Regions from separate parts of the Homo sapiens genome. Here all the other regions are linked to region 3. The links are chromatin contacts, found by Hi-C or POLR2A ChIA-PET in ENCODE. All regions are on one chromosome and are shown on one strand. The core of a region is the stretch at or near the end of the contact, and the rest is flanking DNA. Distances in the headings are between cores, read along the strand shown.

Region 1 (4,617 bases), core at 1,538-4,037, 5.5 Mb after region 3:
CAGTGGAAAGAGGAGGTCACCATTGCTGTGTGACCTGGGGCAGGTTCCTCACCCTCTCTGTGCCTGAGCAGTGAATGACGATGCCACCCTATGGGTGAGTTCCGGAGCTGCCTGGCACACATTCATGATAGATAAACAATGGTTGGCTGAGCATACTGGCTCAGGCCTGTAATCCCAGCACTTTGGGAGGCTAAGGTGGGAGGATCGTTTGAGCCTAGGAGTTTGAGACCAGCCTGGACAACATGGTGAGACCCCTATCTGTAAAAAAAATAAAAAACAATTATCGGCTGTTGCTTGGATTGTGTGCCTGTCCTGAGCCTTCATTTCTCCATCTGTGAGGACCCTCGGAGGTGCTGGGTTGGAAGTGGCTTTGGAAACCCACGGGGCTGAGCGGCAAGGCTGAGTGGGAGCTCGGGGAATCCTCGCCCTCACTCGAAGTCTCCTTGAGAAGAGGCTGATGCTTGGCCGGGCGAGATGGCTTACGCCTGTAATCCCAGCACTTTGGGAGGCCGAGGCGGGCGGATTGCCCGAGGTCAGGAGTTCGAGACCAGCCTAGCCAACATGGCGAAATCCTGTCTCTACTAAAAAATGCAAAAATTAGCTGGGCGTGGTGGCGGACGCCTGTAATCCCAGCTATTCGGGAGGCTGAGGCAGGAGAATTGCTTGAACCTGAGAGACAGAGGTTTCAGTAAGTGGAGATCGCGCCACTGCCCTCCGGCCAGGGCGACAGAGTGAGACTTTGTCTCAAAAAAAAAAAAAAAAAAAAGAAGTGGCTGATGCCAAGCGTCAGGAACAGATCCCTGCAAGTGCCCACCCCAGCTCCTGTAGGGGCTTCTTTTTTATTTTATTTTATTTTATTTTTTCTTTTGAGACGGAGTCTTGCTCTGTCGCCCAGGCTGGAGTGCAGTGGCGTGATCTCCGATCACTGCAAGCTCCGCCTCCCTGGTTCGCGGCATTCTCCTGCCTCAGCCTCCCAAGTAGCTGGGACCACAGGCGCCCACCCGCCTTGCCTTCCCAAAGTGCTGGGATTACAGGCATGAGCCACCGCGCCCGGCCCTGTAGGGGCTTCTGGCCTGAGCCCTGACCCCCTCTGCCCCTTCCCCACAGAAGTTCAGAGGCTCCGTGCTTGCAGTTCCTCCACCTGTTCCGGCTCTCTCTGTGTGGCCAGCAGCTTCTTGTCCACTCGAGACTTGGTTTGACTGGACCTCCTCTTAAATTTTTAAAAAATTTTTAATTTATTATTAGTAGTATCATTTTTTTGAGACAGACTCTCGTTCTGTCGCCCAGGCTGGAGTGCAGTGGCGCTATCTTGGCTCACTGCAACCTCTGCCTCCTGGGTTTAAGCAATTCTCCTGCCTCAGCCTCCTGAGTAGCTGGGATTACAGGCACCACGTGCCACCACACCTGGCTAATTTTTGTATTCTTAGTAGAAATAAGGTTTCACCTCGTTGGCCAGGCTGGTCTCAAACTCCTGGCCTCAGGTGATCCGCCTGCCTCGACCTCCCAAAGTGTTGGAATTACAGTTGCCGCTGTGAGCCACAGCACCCAGCCGGCCTCCTCTTGCTCTGTGGAAAGGAGGTGCCACCTCGGGGTCCTGCACTTCCTGGGCAAGGCCAGCTGGTCAGCCTAGGCCCTGGCAGCCTCCTCCTCCCTGCCCTGAGGCCCCAGCACTGCCCCCTTCCTGCTTCCACCCCTGCTTCTGACTGTTCCAGAACCCTCTGTGGCTGCTTCTCATGTCACTCAGGGCCCACATCCTCCCCATTTCCTGCCCTTCTGTTTGCTCCTGTGTCCCCTGGGCACAGGGCCTTTGCACGGGACTGTCCTCCTGACCCCTGCTGGTCCAGAATGTTCTTTCCCAAGGTGGCTGGCTCCCTCGTCTCTCAGGCCCTTCCTGAATCTTCAGTGTCCTTCTCTCACCTTCCCTGACCACCTCTTCATTCACCTCCTCACGAGCCCGCCCTGTTTCTGGTTTCTTTTTCTTTTTTTTGAGAGTCTCGATCTGTCGCCCAGGCTGGAGTGCAGTGGCGCGATCTCAGCTCACTGCAACCTCCGCCTCCCAGGTTCAAGCGATTCTCCTGCCTCAGCCTTCTGAGTAGCTGGGATTACAGGTTTGTGCCATCACGTCCGGCTAATTTTTGTATTTTTAATAGAGATGGGGTTTCACCATGATGGCCAGGTTTTGAACTCCTTATCTCAGGTGATCCGCCCACTTCGGCCTCCCAAAGTGCTGGGGTTACAGGCATGAGCCACTGCGCCTGGCCTGGTTTCTTCTTTTTACAGCATTTATGCATTTGATATGCATATGCTTGTGGCTGGCTCACTCCTGTGGAAGGGAAGGATTGCCGGGGCTGTGTCACCAGCACCTGGGACAAGGCAAGTGGCCCTAGTGCCAGGCTCGTGCCAGGCCCTGGGCTCCAAAAGAAGAAGGTGGGGAGGGAGGTGACAGGGACACAGGCCATCTGGGGGTGGCTGTCAGAGTAGTGCTGGGAACAGCAGGTGAAGCCCAGAGGAGGAGAGGAGGAGGAGAGAGAGGAGGGGGATGGGGGATGGGAGTGGGGGATGAGTGGAGGAGGATGGAGGAGGAGGGGAATGGGGAGGAAGATGGGGAGTGAGAGGAGGGGGATGGGGGAGGAGAAGGAGAAGGAGGAGGAGGAGGAGGAGAGAGGGATGGCTTCCCACAGCTGCCTCTCGGGGGCCACTGCCCAAGGCCAGCCTCTGCACTTTTGTCCCTGAAGCGGGTGTTTGGCTCCAGGATGAGGTGGCGTCAGCAGCCGACCCGGGCCTGTCGCACTCTGGCGGGGGACTGTGGGCTGGCCCTGCAGAGCTCAGCCCCCGGCTGAGTCACAGCACAGCGCCAGGCGTGGGCCTCCCTAACAGAAAGCAAACTCCAGGCGAGAAGGTCTGGGGGCGGGTGGGGACCATCTACGATAAAGGCAGCCCCAGTTGGGTGAGGAGGGCACAGACCATCGGAGGGACAGAAAGACCTGGAAGCCTTGGATTTAGGAACTAGACTGGTGCTTTTGGTTTCTTTTCTTGTTGAGGGGGCTGAGGATGAGGCTTTGTGAAACCAACCAGGAAGAATGAAACACAGAGCTGGTCCGACACCCAGCTCGAGGGAGGGGGGCCGGAAGCTTCTGGAAGTTGGCTGCCCCTAAGCAGGGGCCACTCTAGCCCACAAGGCCAAGTTGGCAGAGGCAGACGAGGGGACTCTGCGGCTCAAGTCACGGGCCAGGAGCCCGCAGCTGCCGGGCTGGAAAGGTCAGAGCCGGCTCTGCGTCTGGCTGCGCCGGCAAGAAGCCACAATTACGCAGGCAAAAGAGCCCGGGGATTAGCCCCAGCACCTGGGACCCTGAATGGTGAGAAGGCACCTAGGGGGTGTTGGAACACATTCTGAGTTCAGAGCCTGGTCAGGGAGAAAAAACCAAACGGAGATCAGGAAGGGGAAGGGGCCTTCGAGGGCTTTCCCATCCCAACTTCCCAGGATGCCTGACCCCAGAGCTCCTGGATTTGATCCACGCCTCGTGACACACACAACCCCTGGGAGGAAGGAGCCCAGGCCCCTTGGAGAGCCCCAGAGGCCTCTAAGGGCCGGTGAGTCTAGGACATGGGGCAGGAGCTGCAAATGGGGCCTCCCTGCTCCCCACCCTTCCTTCCCTCCTCCTCTAAACATTGCCCCACCCACCTCGCCCTGTGAGCCCAGCCCCCTGCACGGCCCACACTGTAGGGGCATGGGGTGTGCCAAGAGATGCTCCTGTCGACCAGGCGCAGTGGCTCATGCCTGTAATCCCAGCACTTTGGGAGGCCAAGGCGGGAGGATCACTTGAGATCAGGAGTTCAAGACCAGCCTCGCCAACATGGTGGAACTGTGTCTGTACTAAAAATACAAAAATTAGCCGTCTGTGTTGGTGCACACCTGTAATCCCAGCTACTCAGGAGGCTAAGGCAAGAGAATCGCTTGAACACACGAGGCAGAGGTTGCAGTGAGCCAAGATTGTGCCACTGCACTCCAGCCTGGGCAACAGAGCGAGACTCCGTCTCAAAAAAAAAAAAAAAATGCTCTTGTCCAACAGGCAGGTGGGTGCCGTGGGCCGGTGCATCCCAAGGCTTCCAGGCCCGGGCCCCCAACTGCTGCCCCTGCCTGTGTTGAGGGGGCGGGTTTGTGAGGTTCAGGGCAGGCCACATCCTGGACCCCACATGCCCCATCTCTAACCATCAATCAAGTGCCGCTGTGGCGGAGAGGATTCAGGCGACTGCAGATATCCATCCCTGTCCCCCACCCCACACACAAGGAGAACATCCCAGGCGAGGACATTGTAAATGCAAAATCTATACGATGGCAAGTAACTCTGAAGACTCAAGAAAAAGAGTTCCTCACGGACGGGACCTTTTATTCCAATCACCTCTCAAAATAGGTCTCCGAACGAGGACCCTGAAGAGAAGGCTATGCAGGGGGACGGGCCGCTGCCTGGCTCAGGGCTTCCCTCTGGTTTCTTCACGGTCCACAGATGCTACCCGGAGCCTTTCTCGAAAGCGCTGACTCAGTGTCTCAGGTGCGCGCCCGAGGAGTGGCAAACCCGGCCTGGCTCAGAAAGGGGGCAGGAGCCTCGTGAGAATCTT
Region 2 (4,617 bases), core at 749-3,248, 6.9 Mb after region 3:
GGAACTCGTTCAGTGCTCCCTGGACCCCGTGAACCGCCATCCATTCCTCTGCTGCTCTGCTAGACCGAGCTGCATGGAGACGAGCTGCATGGAGATGGGGGGAGCACAATGATGACCCGCAGAAACAAAGCGCCACCGCACGGGTGGTTCATGGGCCTCCAAAGCAGGCAGCAAATAACAACAATCACATAACTACAAACGTGACGTCACGGAAGAAAGGTACAAGAGGCTATACGCTGTGATGGCCCCAGGGCGGGCACTCTGCAGATATCATCTCCGCTTCTCAAGATGGCACCCAGTAGTTGTTAGTTACGGTTCTCAGTTTACAGAAGGGGGAAACTGAAACTCAGAGAGCAGAAGCGGCCCTTTCTGAGATCTGAATCAAACCCAGATCCACCTCTCCTGGCTGATGGCTGTTCAGCTCCTCCCACTTCTCCATCCCTGGAGAGGAAGTTAAGAGCTAAGCTGCTTAGCTGCAGGTCAAAAGGCAGCTGAAGTTTGAGCGGTGCCACAGTCCCCTTAACCCCTCCTTTATTTTGTCCCTCATTGGTGTCTTTCATTGTACTACCTCAAAGCTACCACGTTGAGCTCCTCCCCTGGGATAGATAAGTCTTTTTGAAGGACAGAACAGGTTGTCTCTCAGGAGAGGAGAATGAGGATTCTACCCACATTCAGAGCCAGCCAGGGTGGGGGGCTTCTGTCTTTCTGTAGCCCTTGATGCTGTTCCCTTTTCCTCTTCTTGAGGCAAACACACTCCTGGAATCAGAGGGGAAGCTTCCTGATATACCTCAGTGTCCATGGCTCCAAACCTGCTGGTGTCACCTGAGGCAGGCCCAGAGAGAGACGACACAGTCACTGCTTCAGGCCCAGGGAAGCTCACAGTCACCAACTCCTCCGACGACACTTGGTCACTCAGAACTCTAAACTGTGGGTCAGGAGCGCGACCTTGCTTGCTGTTGTATCCCCGACAGAACTCAGTATCACCACCCTCATTTTGCGGAAAGACATCATGTAAATGACTCGCTCATAAACACCTCTGCCTCTCTTCAACACTGTAATTAACTGCATTTCATGCTCCTTTCCATCACAGTATGGAAGACCACTAAGCACTGGACAGCAAGACTTGGTTCAGTCTAAGAACCAACTAAGCTTCATAGATGGGGGAAACCTATCCCAGTGATCTCGCCTTACACTTTGAAAACCAAGGTAGGAGACAGATGAGATGGAAGGTAGGGCCGTTTCCAGAACAAGAGTAGTCGCTAATATGGGAACTAGTATAAACAACTCCTACCTGACCTGGGCGACGTATGCTGGGCCCTGCGCTAAGCCTTTTACAAGTATTACATCACTGAATCTAAATGACCATAACAGGGAGGACTTCAGAAAAAGGAAATAACCCGCACCAGGCATGCACAGCAAGTCAGCAGTGGGGTCATGATTAAGCCTGCGCCAAAGTGTAGAGGGTGCCCCTGGGAATCCAGGCCAGGCAGATGAGTGGCCCAGGTCGCGATGGTGACCGACAGGAAGGCCGCAGCTGGGACCCACGGCGAGGCTCGACCGTGCTGGGGGTCGGGCTCGCGTGTACACACTTACCGGGGTGCAGGTGAGCGCGCAATGCGCGTGCACAGACCAATGCCCCGAGAGGACAGTGAGCGCGTGCGCGAGGCAGATGGTGGCAAGCACGAGCAGCGCAGCTTCGGGGATCTGCACCCAACTGCTGCCCCAGCCCCAGCAGCCAGCGGCTGCGGCACCCAACCAGGCCGGGTAAAGCAGCCCGGCGAATGGCAGCACCGTGAGGCGCCGCAACAGCGCCAACCGCCGGTACGGCCACACGGCAGCCACCAGCTCGTCACCGTTCGCTATGAGCGCCGGCCCGGCGGCAAGGAGCGCGCGCGGCTGCGGCCCGGGCTTGGGCTGCCCGTCAGGCCGGACCCCGCAAGGCCGGGCCCCGCAGGGCACCGCGTTGCCCACCGCCGCCGCTGCCGCCATCTTTCCTAGCGCCGCGCTCACTTCCGGGCAGAGGAACGCCTCACTTCCGAAGTTTTACTTCCGGTAAGCCCTGAGCGCCGCCATGGCAGCCTGGACTAGGAAGAGCCAGGGCAACAGAACAGGCTGGCCCCGGCAGGGACTACTTCGGGTGCCGCCATGACAGGCTGTGGCCGGAAGAAGAGGCTGGGCGTCGCCATGACAGAGAGGGACTGGAAGACCTAACGGTGCCTGCCTCCGCTGCCACGCCGGACTGAGACCGGAAAAGACAAGGCCGGCAAGGCGGGCTTGGGCGCCACCATGACAACCTGAACCAAAAAAAGCGAGCCCTCCTCCTTGACTACACCAGCACCACCTGTCACCAGGGGCGAAGCCTGGACCCTGCGGAGGCGGGGTCGGGAGCTTCGGAGTTCAGGAGGCGGGGCCCGGTGCGGGGGGCGGGGCTTGTGAGGGGCGGGGTCGGGGACCGCCCCGGAACACAACCACACCGGACAAGAGCCTTAATGTGATAGATAAGAATTACAAATACTAGCCGGGCGCGGTGGCTCACGCCTGTAATCCCAACACTTTGGGAGGCGAGGCGGGTGGATCACCTGAGATCAGGAGTTCAAGACCCAACATGGTGAAACCACGTCTCTACTAAAAATACAAAAATTAGCCGGGCGTGGTGGCACATGCCTGTAATCCCAGCTACTCGGGAGGATGAGGCAGGAGAATTGCTTGAGCCCGGGAGACGGAGGTTGCAGTGAGCCAAGATTGCTCCACTGCACTTCAGCCTGGCCAACAGAGCAAGACTGTCTCAAAAAAAAAAAAAAGAAAAATGAATTACAAAAACCACTTTAGGCCGGGCGCGGTGGCTCACGCCTGTAATCCCAGCACTTTGGGAGGCCGAGGTCAGGAGATCGAGACCATCCTGGCTAACGCGGTGAAACCCCGTCTCCACTAAAAATACAAAAAAAAAAAAAAAATTCTCCGGGCGTGGTGGCGGGCGCCTGTAGTCCCAGCTACTCCGGAGCCTGAGGCAGAATGGCGCGAACTGGAGAGGCAGAGCTTGCAGTGAGCGGAGATTGTGCCACTGCCCTCCAGCCTGGGCGACAGAGCGAGACTCTGTCTCCAAAAAAAAAAAAAAAAAAAAAAAGAAATTACCACTTTAACATAAAAAATGAAAAACTGGTGTTTACTTGAAATTATATACTTCTAGGCCGGGCGCGGTGGCTCACCCCTGTAATTCCAGCACTTTGGGAGGCCGAGGCGGGCGGATCACGAGTTCAGGAGATCGAGACCGTCCTGGCTAACACAGTGAAACCCCGTCTCTACTAAAAATACAAAAAATTAGCCGGGCGTGGTTGCAGGCGCCTGTAGTCCCAGCTACTCGGGAGGCTGAGGCAGGAGAATGGCCTGAACCTGGGAGGCGGAGCTTGCAGTGAGCCGAGATCGCGCCACTGCACTCCAGCCTGGGCGACAGAGCGAGACTCTGTCTGAAAAAAAAAAAAAAAAGAAATTATATAGTTCTATATTATTAACTGTACTGTTGCATAAATGCTATTTGAACAAAACCACAATAGGACTACTTAACAGTACCAATTAGTAGGATTAAACAGTATGTGTGACAAACAGTAACTATTTTATGTTTCTTTTTGTCCTCTGATACAGCAAATTTATTTAAACTTAAAATTTATTGGATATTTAAATTTTGTAGCTTATATTGTTGCATATTCTTTTTTTAATTTTTCGAGATGAAGTCTCACTCTGTCGCCCAGGCTGGAGTGCAGTGGCGCGATGTCCGCTCACTGCAAACTCCACTTTCCGAGTTCAATCGATTCTCCCATTTCAGCCTCCCAAGTAACTGGGATTACAGGCGCATGCCACCGCTCCGGCTAATTTTTGTACTTTTTTTTTTAGACGGAGTCTCACTCTGTTGCCCAGGCTGGAGTGCGGTGGTGCGATCTCAGCTCACTGCAACCTACGCCTCCTGGGTTCCAGCGGTTCTCCTGCCTCAGCCTCCCGGGTAGCTGGGACTACAGGCGCGTGCCACCATGCCTGGCTAATTTTTTGTATTTTCAGTAGAGATGGGGTTTCACTATGTTGGCCAGGTTGGTCTCGAACTCCTGACCTTGTGATCCGCCCACTTTGGTCTCCCAAAGTGCTAGGATTACAGGTGTGAGCCAGCGCTCCCAGTCTAATGTTTTGTGTTTTTAGTAGAGACGGGTTTCGCCATGTTGGCCAGTCTGGTCTCAAACTCATGGCCTCTAATGATCTGGCCGCCTCAGTCTCCCAAAGTGCTAGGATTACAGGTGTGAGCCACGGTGCCCAGTCCTAGTCTTGTTTTGTTTTCTTGGGACGGAGTCTCACTCTTGCCCAAGCTGGAGTGCAGTGTTGCAATCTAGGCTCACTGCAACCTCTGCCTCTTGGGTTCAAATGATTCTCCTGCCTCAGCCTCCTTAGTAGCTGGAATTACAGGCATGAACCACCATGCCTGCTAATTTTTGTATTTTTAGGAGAGACAGGGTTTCACCATGTTGGCCAGGCTGGTCTGGAACTCCTGTCCTGGCCTCAAGAGATCTGCCTGCCTCGACTTCCCAAAGTGCTACAGGTGTGACCCGCTGCGGCCACCCACTGCATATTCTGGTT
Region 3 (4,291 bases), core at 1,221-3,720:
GTTTCTTTTTCGCCTCTTTCGTTTTCCTTCTCTTTCCCACACTTGGTGAGATCTAGGCTGCCCCGGAATGGCTGTTTAACCCCTATCCCTTAGCCTCTTTCTACCCTAAAGAAGAGAGAGGCTCTCTTCATCCTCCAGAAGACAGAGGCCTGGGAAGCTGAGAGAGAGAGAGAGAGACAAAGAGAGAGAGAGAGAGACAGAGACAGAGACAGAGACACTAGGCTTCTCACCTCTTGGTCTAGTGGGTTCACACACTAACTGCTCGGAAGTCCCACCTTAAGTCTAACTGGAAGCCTGACCGTCTGCACCTCGCCGCAGCCCTTCCCGGGAAGGGGCTCTGGGTTCCCTCATATTCTCCCCTTAGATTTTCAGGTCTTCTCTGACTCGGGGAGGGAAGCTCTCAGATGACAGAGCTACTCTAGGGAAGGAGGGGGGCTCCCTCTAGGTATTCTGGATGATAGTAGGATGGGACCTGCAGACTAAAACGAGAGTGGGGCCCCTGACTCACATGAGTGAGTGGGGGGTGTTGGGGACGGAGCTCCAGATCTCCTGGCAGAAGGGAAGGGCACCCCACCCGAGGGAGGAGGCAGCCGCCGTTCCAGCCCGCCCAGGCGCCGGGGGCGCCTCGAGGCATCGGCCCGCCCTCTCCGCGCCCCGTCGGGCCGGGGGCGAAGTCCGACCCAGGCCCGCGGGCAGGCGGGGACCTGCCGGGCTGGGTTGGGCCAGGCCGGGCCTGGCAGGACGCAGCCCCAAAGCGGCGGGGTGGGGCGGGGCCGGGCCAGGCGGCCGTGGGGGCCCCGGGGGCGGCGGTCGGGGCTGGTCGGGACTAGCAGTCTGGGGGCCCAGGCGCGCCCTGGGACCTGGCAGATAGTCGGGTTCCCCGCTTCTGGCTCGGGGCCCCAGGACAGCGCTGGTCCCACCTCTTCCTGTGCCCTAATATGGGCGGCGGGGAGAGACTTCGGGGGCCGGCCCGCGCTCAGTCCTGCCCGCGGACTCCCGCCTGTTGCCATGGCGACCAGGCCCCGCTCCTCGGCTGCGTCCCCCGCCGTCGGGCCAATGGAACACTCCCCAAGCCGCCTGCCTCCGCGGTCCCCTGCAGGCACCGCGGGCGGAACCATTGCTTGAGGGGAGAGGATGGTGGCTGGAGGCTGCCGCGGCTGGGCGGGCTCCAAGCACCCGGGCCTCCGCGGGGGCTCGCACGCCCAGGTTCCTCTTCCGAGGCGCAGGATGCGGCGGGACCCAGGGCGGGGCGCACGGTCCCGTAGGATCCGAGTGACGGAGACAGGGCCGGGCTCCTTCCCCCGGGGCTGTTGCCACACTTCCTGCCTCTGCGCTCTTTCCCCAGCCTGTTTCTAAGGAAGGGAGTGGGGTTGGGCGACCGCGCCCCAGCCGTCGGGCTGGGTCCAGGCTCTAGGAGCCGACACGGTGTTGGGCAAAGCCCAGGGTCAATAGGGGAGGGTTTTAGGATGGGGGACAGAGAATACAGATGACTAAGAGGTTACCATCGAGGGGGAGCAGCAGTCGTGGAAGATCCAGCAGTCCTGGTGCGCGGGACCCTCAAGGCCCCCTCCTCACATGTCAACTGAGTACCCTCTTATTGTCTTCTCTGCTCCGAAGATGTGTCCGGCCCCTTCTAACTCTCTCCTTCATCCGGGCTAGCAGATGACCCCAGTGGTCCCCAATTTCTGGCAGACATGTCTCCATCTTCTACCTGGCATATTTTACCTGCCTCAGTGTACCCCAGGCCGCTTACTAGCTTTCTGCATATCTAGACTTCCCCTAATGCCTCCTTCCCGCTTACGGGAGAGCCTCAGACTCTGGACTCAGCTCCCATGAGCTCCTGGACCCCTACTCATTTCTTGCAATTTAATGGGTCATGCAGCTCCACCCACTCACCCCTTTTGATCTCTCCCCTCCTCCGTCCTGTGAAAATTCCAGTCCCGCATCCTTCTGAGCCCGGGACCCCCAGTCAATTCCTGGGTCAGGTGTCTCCTTAACCCTCCCGATTTACAGTGCTTAACCCTCATTTCTGCTTTTTGGGGTCTCCCAATGGATTGTCAGTCCTCCTACCCCTCTCGTATTCTGGGTACCTCAGGGGTTTCTTCGCACATACTGGGACCCTCACCCCACTTGCTGCGTACCAGGTCCTGGTATTTGTCCCAGTGGACTCCAGGGAAATCATCCTCCTCCCTGAAACCCCTCACTCATGTGCCTGGGCCCCCCAGCACCTCCTTCCATGCGTACCCCGAGGTCCTTTGAGCCCCTCCCCCTGCAGCCCCGCCGAGCCACCCGGCCCGTGGCCGCTGTTTACAAGGACACGCGCTTCCTGACAGTGACGCGAGCCGCCTCCTCCCCTTCCCCACGCTCGAGGAGGGGGGCGCGGGGGCCCGGCTCCGGCGACGGCCAATCGGAGCGCACTTCCGTGGCTGACTAGCGCGGTATAAAGGCGTGTGGCTCAGGCTGAGCGGCTGGGACCTTGAGAGCGGCCAGGCCAGCCTCGGAGCCAGCAGGGAGCTGGGAGCTGGGGGAAACGACGCCAGGAAAGCTATCGCGCCAGAGAGGGCGACGGGGGCTCGGGAAGCCTGACAGGGCTTTTGCGCACAGCTGCCGGCTGGCTGCTACCCGCCCGCGCCAGCCCCCGAGAACGCGCGACCAGGCACCCAGTCCGGTCACCGCAGCGGAGAGCTCGCCGCTCGCTGCAGCGAGGCCCGGAGCGGCCCCGCAGGGACCCTCCCCAGACCGCCTGGGCCGCCCGGATGTGCACTAAAATGGAACAGCCCTTCTACCACGACGACTCATACACAGCTACGGGATACGGCCGGGCCCCTGGTGGCCTCTCTCTACACGACTACAAACTCCTGAAACCGAGCCTGGCGGTCAACCTGGCCGACCCCTACCGGAGTCTCAAAGCGCCTGGGGCTCGCGGACCCGGCCCAGAGGGCGGCGGTGGCGGCAGCTACTTTTCTGGTCAGGGCTCGGACACCGGCGCGTCTCTCAAGCTCGCCTCTTCGGAGCTGGAACGCCTGATTGTCCCCAACAGCAACGGCGTGATCACGACGACGCCTACACCCCCGGGACAGTACTTTTACCCCCGCGGGGGTGGCAGCGGTGGAGGTGCAGGGGGCGCAGGGGGCGGCGTCACCGAGGAGCAGGAGGGCTTCGCCGACGGCTTTGTCAAAGCCCTGGACGATCTGCACAAGATGAACCACGTGACACCCCCCAACGTGTCCCTGGGCGCTACCGGGGGGCCCCCGGCTGGGCCCGGGGGCGTCTACGCCGGCCCGGAGCCACCTCCCGTTTACACCAACCTCAGCAGCTACTCCCCAGCCTCTGCGTCCTCGGGAGGCGCCGGGGCTGCCGTCGGGACCGGGAGCTCGTACCCGACGACCACCATCAGCTACCTCCCACACGCGCCGCCCTTCGCCGGTGGCCACCCGGCGCAGCTGGGCTTGGGCCGCGGCGCCTCCACCTTCAAGGAGGAACCGCAGACCGTGCCGGAGGCGCGCAGCCGGGACGCCACGCCGCCGGTGTCCCCCATCAACATGGAAGACCAAGAGCGCATCAAAGTGGAGCGCAAGCGGCTGCGGAACCGGCTGGCGGCCACCAAGTGCCGGAAGCGGAAGCTGGAGCGCATCGCGCGCCTGGAGGACAAGGTGAAGACGCTCAAGGCCGAGAACGCGGGGCTGTCGAGTACCGCCGGCCTCCTCCGGGAGCAGGTGGCCCAGCTCAAACAGAAGGTCATGACCCACGTCAGCAACGGCTGTCAGCTGCTGCTTGGGGTCAAGGGACACGCCTTCTGAACGTCCCCTGCCCCTTTACGGACACCCCCTCGCTTGGACGGCTGGGCACACGCCTCCCACTGGGGTCCAGGGAGCAGGCGGTGGGCACCCACCCTGGGACCTAGGGGCGCCGCAAACCACACTGGACTCCGGCCCTCCTACCCTGCGCCCAGTCCTTCCACCTCGACGTTTACAAGCCCCCCCTTCCACTTTTTTTTGTATGTTTTTTTTCTGCTGGAAACAGACTCGATTCATATTGAATATAATATATTTGTGTATTTAACAGGGAGGGGAAGAGGGGGCGATCGCGGCGGAGCTGGCCCCGCCGCCTGGTACTCAAGCCCGCGGGGACATTGGGAAGGGGACCCCCGCCCCCTGCCCTCCCCTCTCTGCACCGTACTGTGGAAAAGAAACACGCACTTAGTCTCTAAAGAGTTTATTTTAAGACGTGTTTGTGTTTGTGTGTGTTTGTTCTTTTTATTGAATCTATTTAAGTAAAAAAAAAATTGGTT

Evidence for each region. A loop is a pair of places that touch in the nucleus more often than their neighbours do. ChIA-PET counts read pairs that join two places held with the same protein, here RNA polymerase II (POLR2A). Pooled maps may share reads with other maps.
Region 1: a pooled map shows a loop between it and region 3 (4-fold over the local background). The contact joins the enhancer-like site here to the promoter of JUNB in region 3. A Hi-C loop is called at or near these places in 1 of 168 maps with a recorded cell type or tissue (naive thymus-derived CD4-positive, alpha-beta T cell) and 8 of 50 pooled maps. POLR2A ChIA-PET finds 5 or more read pairs at or near these places in 1 of 52 experiments (BJ).
Region 2: a loop to region 3 is called in a map with no recorded cell type, with 18 times the contacts of the local background. The contact joins the promoter of ATP13A1 here to the promoter of JUNB in region 3. A Hi-C loop is called at or near these places in 2 of 37 single-sample maps with no recorded cell type and 6 of 50 pooled maps. POLR2A ChIA-PET finds 5 or more read pairs at or near these places in 1 of 52 experiments (activated CD8-positive, alpha-beta memory T cell).

The regions. Positions count from the first base shown.
Region 1 is chr19:18,301,869-18,306,485 of GRCh38, forward strand. It overlaps LSM4 (LSM4 homolog, U6 small nuclear RNA and mRNA degradation associated), which reads right to left. Exons shown (of 5, transcript NM_012321.5): 5 at 4,368-4,617. Among named protein-coding and RNA genes, the nearest start is that of LSM4, 19 kb to the right of the region's middle. RefSeq lists enhancers at 2,831-3,210, 3,101-3,606. Within about 2 kb of position 2,788, at least 37 of the 41 ENCODE cell types and tissues checked have a DNase peak (open chromatin) inside an H3K27ac peak, as active enhancers do.
Region 2 is chr19:19,661,678-19,666,294 of GRCh38, forward strand. It overlaps ATP13A1 (ATPase 13A1), which reads right to left and starts at 1,999. Exons shown (of 26, transcript NM_020410.3): 1 at 1,594-1,999. The coding sequence starts at 1,989. RefSeq lists enhancers at 1-392, 1,166-1,215, 1,347-2,329, 1,601-1,702, 2,046-2,335 and 1 more and silencers at 1,736-1,995, 2,436-2,485.
Region 3 is chr19:12,789,016-12,793,306 of GRCh38, forward strand. JUNB (JunB proto-oncogene, AP-1 transcription factor subunit) reads left to right here and starts at 2,471. Exons shown (of 1, transcript NM_002229.3): 1 at 2,471-4,291. The coding sequence starts at 2,757. The coding sequence ends at 3,800. It also overlaps a transcript of HOOK2 not described here. RefSeq lists enhancers at 1-129, 1,034-1,533, 1,834-2,445, silencers at 580-1,349, 2,210-2,789, 3,160-3,269 and cis regulatory regions at 816-1,336, 2,176-2,730.